Regions from separate parts of the Mus musculus genome. Here region 2 is linked to region 1. Evidence: chromatin loops called from intact Hi-C (ENCODE). Cell type or tissue: left cerebral cortex. All regions are shown on one strand. Links, peaks and the distances in the headings refer to the core of each region. The heading gives the core; the rest is flanking DNA.

What was found. Hi-C counts contacts between places; a loop is a spot of excess contacts. Peaks named below come from ENCODE experiments on the same cell type or tissue, not always from the same donor. Only the 100,000 strongest peaks of a DNase experiment are listed, where the experiment ranks them.
Region 2: it touches region 1 in a loop (2.3-fold over the local background); 7 of 42 quality-filtered maps call a loop at or near these places.

Annotation. Positions count from the first base shown.
Region 1 is chr15:77,304,321-77,307,232 of GRCm38, forward strand. It overlaps Rbfox2 (RNA binding protein, fox-1 homolog (C. elegans) 2), which reads right to left and starts at 2,733. Exons shown (of 14, transcript NM_053104.6): 1 at 2,044-2,733. The coding sequence starts at 2,223. In left cerebral cortex, for the core only: no CTCF peak of the experiment used is centred there; DNase peaks (open chromatin) are centred at 1,630, 2,366 and 2,697; H3K4me3 peaks cover 2,320 bases; H3K27ac peaks cover 1,516 bases.
Region 2 is chr15:77,249,624-77,252,535 of GRCm38, forward strand. The region is part of intron 1 of Rbfox2 (RNA binding protein, fox-1 homolog (C. elegans) 2); the gene reads right to left. Among named protein-coding and RNA genes, the nearest start is that of Rbfox2, 56 kb to the right of the region's middle. In left cerebral cortex, for the core only: a CTCF peak has its summit at 1,824; no DNase peak of the experiment used is centred there; H3K27ac peaks cover 986 bases.

The sequences.
Region 1 (2,912 bases), core at 232-2,731:
CTCCAAATATGGGTTTTCTCCAGGACAATACACTTAGGGCTTGAAAACAGAGGGCTAAGTCAATGATATTAATACCTGTGTGACATGGAGTGAGAAACCTACAGTAATGAGCTGGGCATGGATCTCAGAACTCTACTGGGAAGGTAGAAACAGGGAGATCAGGAGTCCAAGAGTTCAAGGTAATCCTCAGCTACTACAGGGAGTTCAGACCAACCTGGACTACAAATAAGACCATGTCTCAAACAACAACAACAAAAAGTACAATCCTAAGAATGTACAAAGGGAAATGTAAAGACTATCCACAAATATACAGAGTAAAATAATTCTCCGTGGGATAGTTCTAAGTTATCCAATTGCACCCAAAGGACCTAATTCTGTCCTTCCTCTGCACATCCCAAGGTCCCTTCGCGCTATTCCATTTCCAAGTATCACTATCCTTAGCCAATGTGAAGGCAGTCAGCAAATAATAGGCCCCAGGCAAAAGAAAGGGAAAGCAATGAGAACACACTATTAACTAAGATTGACATAGGGGAAAAAAGACCAGATGTGTGCACACTCCAAGTGAACACACTCACCAGCATCTCTATCCAGTGGTCCCTCTTTACCATCCAGTGCTAAACCACTAAGTCTTCCCATTCTTCTATGGCTTTCAGATTGACCTAATGATCCCTCTGCCTGGCAGACTTCTTCTAAGGGAAATAAAAGCCAGCAAACAAAAGGATTCAAAAATAAACGCCCAGGAAATCCCTTGTGCCCAAATCAACAGAGGTAACAGGGTGGCTTCTGCAAAGGAGACAAGAGGCACACAGCATACATGCCAGCTCCTTCCCTGCCACAGGAAGTCAAGGCAGAGCACGGAAAGTCTCCTAGTACTGCAGAGATTTCCAAGAGTGGTGTAATGGAGAGAGCACAGAAATAGAAATCAGAACCAGCTAACTGGGTGGCTTTAGGCAAGTCACTAGTTTTCTCTGGACTTCTAACTCCCTATCAATAAAAATGAGGCAGTTAAAATACGCTGAAACTTGAACACACCCTCCCCCCCCCCAAAAAAAAAGATACAAAGTATTGACTCAATGCACATTAAGCCATTCTGCATAACTCTTCCGAGTACATTAGACTGAGAACTCCTGGTGGAAAAGATGATGGCGTTTCTGGTCCCTTCCATCTCTAACATTCTACGATTCTAAAAGAATTAGAAAGCATCCCGTTGCTGCTGTGAGCCTCTCCATTTCGTAGCCAATATTTTCTAAACAGAGAGCAAATCCTAAAGCCCTTAAGGATGCATTACCTTCTTCAAACTAAGTACTAACCGCCTGTATCAATATCTTTGTCATTTCCCACCCTCAACAATCAAGCTAACACTGGAGGCCACAACTCAGAAACCAGTCTCCTAACAGCCCTATAAATTTTCTTTTCTACCTCAGGATACTAAGGAGTTTACTCCGCATCCTACGAACGTAGGATGCAATGGGTAAAGCACAGGCGGGATCTGCCTGGTGTCTCTCTCCAGACTTAATAACATGCTGCACAAAACTGAGACAGAGCATCACACTACCAAACTCCGCGGACTTCTCAAGACTGCTCGAGTAACTGATTGAACCCACAAGCTAAGCCACATCCCCTTTCGGGCTCGCTCTCTCTCCAGGAGTTGGCTGGCTTTTCAGTCTGTTCTCCACATGCCGTTCCCCCTTTCCTCATCCCAGTGTAAACCAAAAGGCGCCCTTCTTCTCCGGAGCTTTCCCACCACCAGCTTCCCTCGCTCTCAGCTCGGCCCAACAGCTCTCCTCTGGACAAATCGACCCAAGAACCCTCAACTTCTCAACAAACTGAGCACAGGCTTAAGAAATGGACTGCATCCCGATCCTGTTCAATCCCAACTCCAAAAGGAAAAAAAAAAAAATCCCACTCCCTCGCGCTGCCTCCGGGGCCCCTCCAGCCCCTGCACCCGGCCCCAAGCCCACTCTCCAGCCAGGCCCACCCGGCGCCCGGAGGCCCGAGCCCGCCGCGGCCCTCCGTAACCGGGCGCCCGTCCCGCGCGGTCACCTGCATCCCGCCGTCGGCCGCCTCCTCTGTGCGTGGCCGCTTGCTCAGGCCGGGCTCGGGTCCGTCTGCCCCCGCTCCGGGCACCGGCAACTCCACCTCCGACTCCCGCTTCATGCCCCGGGCGGCAGCGCCGGGCCCGAGCTGAGGCGGCTGCTGCTGCGCCTGGCCGCCTTCCGCCATCCGCCCGCGCCCCCTTCGCCACCGGGAGCCGGGCGACCCGCGACAGGCCACCTCCCCCTGGGCCTCGGTGCCGACAGTCGCGACAGGCGGGCGCGCGCCGGCCCCGCCCCCCGCGTGCGTGTGTGCGTGCGCGTCGGTCCGGAGCCCGGCTTCGGCTTCGGCTTCACTACCGCTCCGACTCAGGTTATGGCTCCGGCTTCGGCTTCGGCCCCGGCTCCGGCTTCTGCTCCGGCTTCGCGCCGGCCGCTCGCTCGCTCTCTCACTCGCACGCGCGTGCGCCGATCCCTCGGTCCCTTGGTCCTTCAGTCCCGCGCTCCCTCACCACTCGCCAGCCGTGCGGGGAAGGGGACGGCCTGGGCTCCCAGCTTGGGGAGGGCTGTTTATTTGGGAGGAGGAGGAGCGCGAGGCCGCAGCGAGCTGACTGGTCGGGATCCTCCGTCCCGCCACTGTGGCAGCGCCGGGAAGGCGGGGAGAGAGAAAGGAGAGAAGGAGGGAGGAACCTGGATGTGTGGGACTCGGGCCGCCCGCGCGAGAGGAGGCTGTAGTGAGGGGGCGTGGCTACGCCCCTCGGCAATCTCCGTCGCCTCCGCGCGGGCCGCCCGCGGGAGGCCGGGAAGGACTCGGAAAAGCTCGGGAAGCTCGGGGATGCTCTGGGAAGCATGGAGAGAGAAGGGGCCGCCTCTTTTAAG
Region 2 (2,912 bases), core at 328-2,827, 55 kb before region 1:
AGGAAGACTAGTACTCAGCTGGCTTTCTCATTTTGTCTTTTTAAATTCAGTCTAGACCCTGAGCACGGGTTGGTATTGGCCACATCCAGGGTGGGTCTCCTTCCTCAAAGGACAAGCAATACCACGAGATGTGTCTCTAGGTAATTCCAAATCCAGCCAAGTTGGTGGTAACGAAGACTCAATATCACAAGTTTTACCCAAAAGTGCTACAGTGTACATCCTTATACACTCTCTTGGTGATCATATGTACACACTCCATGTCTCTCCTGCTGCAAGCAGTGGGAAGCTTTGGGAGATACCACCAACTACTAGTCAAAGCTACGCTACACTTCCCCCAGCCCTGAATGAGGGCTCAGGGAGCTGAATGTCTGCCTTCCTCAGTCAGGCAGGCAGGAGGCAGGGTAACAGAGTCCCACTGTGGCCATCTGCTTTACCTTGAAGAGTAATCATGTAGCCATTTTTTAAACAGCTGACCCAGAGACGCTAAGTAACAAGGAGGGCTAACAGGGGATACATCAATCTCCCTGGAAAGGGGAAACAGAATAGACATTGCAGGTAGACAGGGTTGGAGTGGGGACCAGAACAGGAAGGATCAGGTAGGGGAGGATAGAGGGAGAAGACATTGAGAGACTACTGGAATTGGGGGGACATCTTGGGGATGAACTAAAAATCTAATACAATGGAAACTCCCAGGAATCTATAAGGGTGACCCTAGCTAACACTTCTAGCAATGGAGGATACAGAGCCTGAACTGGCTATCTTCTGCAACCAGACAAGACTTCCAATGGAGAGATTGGGACACCAACCCAGCCACAAAACCTTTGACCTACAATTCGTCCTGCCTACAAGATGTGCTGGGATAAAGGTGGTATAAAAATTGTGGGAGTGGCAACCAATGGTCCAGCTTGAGACCCATGCCATATGAGGGAGCCCACCTCTGACACTGCCTGGAATGCCAGGATCCAGAGGCTGGATAGCCCAGAGATCTAAGATAAAACCAAACACTGTTTTGTTTTGTTTTGTTTTGTTTTGTTTAAAAAAAAAAAAAAGCAATGAACTGATTCCTAATGATATTCTGCTCTACTCATAGACTGGTGCCTAGCCCAATAGTCATCAGAAAGGCTTCACCCAGCAACTGATGGAAACAGATGCAGCGGAGACCCACAGCCAAACATTAGGCAGAGCTCAGAAATTCTGCGGAAGAAGGGGAAGAATGATTGTAAAAGCCAGAGTGGTCAAGGATGCAAGAAAGCCCAGAGTCAACTAACCTGAGCTCACAGGGCCTCAGAGAGACTGAACTGCCAACCTAGGAGCCTAGATGGGGCTGACCTAGGCCCTCTGCACATACGTTGTTACAGTTGTGTTCCTTGGTCTTCTTGTGAGACTCCAAACAGTGGGGGTAGGGGCTGTCCCTGACTCTTTCATCTGCTTTTGGGACCCTTTCCTCATACTGGGTTGCCTTGTCCAGCCTTACTATGAGGGGAGGTGCCTAGATTTGCTGCACATTGATATGCCATGATTGGTTGGTATCCATGAGAGGCCTGCCCTTTTCTGAAGAGAAGGAGGGGTTGGAGGGAAGGACAAACTGGGAGCAAAGAAGGGAGAGAAAATTGTGGTCAGGGTGTAATATATGAGAGAATACATAAAGAAAATAAATAAGATTCCTAGGCATATTATATATCAAATATGTATACATAAAATACATAAATGAAGTTTCTTCTACCATGTAGGTCAAACAGTTTGAACTTTATCCAGGACCTGGGGGGGGGGGGGAGTCATCTGCCACAAGACAGTGTAGCTAAAGGTCTCTCCACTAGGAGTACCATGCAGCTTGGGCTTCTAGCCTCCGAAACTTTATCCATTTCTAATCCGAAATGCTTCATTACAGGAACAAAAACAAGTTAACAGCATGTCTCAAACATTAGTTGCGTTGAGCAGGATTCTGACATCAGAGCCCAAAATAATTAATAATCCTCCACCATCCTCAGCTCTGAGCAATGTCTACTTCAACAAAGAGCAAGAGGGGAAAGTCACTACTTTATTACTGCAACTGTCTCTTCAATTCACGTGTCTAAAATCCACATCATTTAACACTTTTCTTAAATGTGTAAGAAAGATCTTTAAGGGGGAAGTTATGAGTTCAGTGTTTTCTAAAACACTGAAAATAATAGACTAAAAATAACAGACTCCACAAATTATGCAATGTTTTCCACAATGTAAAAAACAAAACAAACAAACTAACCAGGTCATTCTAGCCAAAGAGTGGAGACGGGAAACTGTGTGTGCACAATGTTGCCACACACCCAGCAAGTCTAATCCTCTTCCCAAACGCCTTCTAGTCCTCCGGCCCAGAACTGCTGATCTCTTTTTGGTTTCCCCCAGTAAGAGGACTGGTAAACTAGAGATTCTACACACACAAACACAATCTCTTGGGCACATGTGTGAGCCCTTTTCATAAAACAAAAATTTACAGATCAATTCAAGATGGAACGTTAGAGGGGCTAAATAGAAGAACAGTATTAAACTAGTTCTGTTAGATGAGTAGAGTTTGTAGAGCAAACAGTTACTGAATCCTCTTTCTCCCCCATTTATGATATGACTCAAAATAGAATTTGTGCTCTTCTAAAACATATGCAACATGGGGAAGAACAAGTCTGCTAATTTCAGAGGCTACGATGAGCAAGATGCTTCCCAACTGGCTTCTAGGCTGTAAGCTCATCTTCTGACCCAGCCAGAGCCCACTGGTGAACTTGAATGCTCAGGAGAATAACAACTCTCAAACACCCTCCTACCCATCCCTCCCTTTCCAAAGTGAGTAGGTTTGGATCTACAGCCTCACTTGTGAGGACTCTACTGTTCAGTTCATCACTGGGCTGTATCTCTAGCCTTTTAATTTATTTTAAAATAGGTTC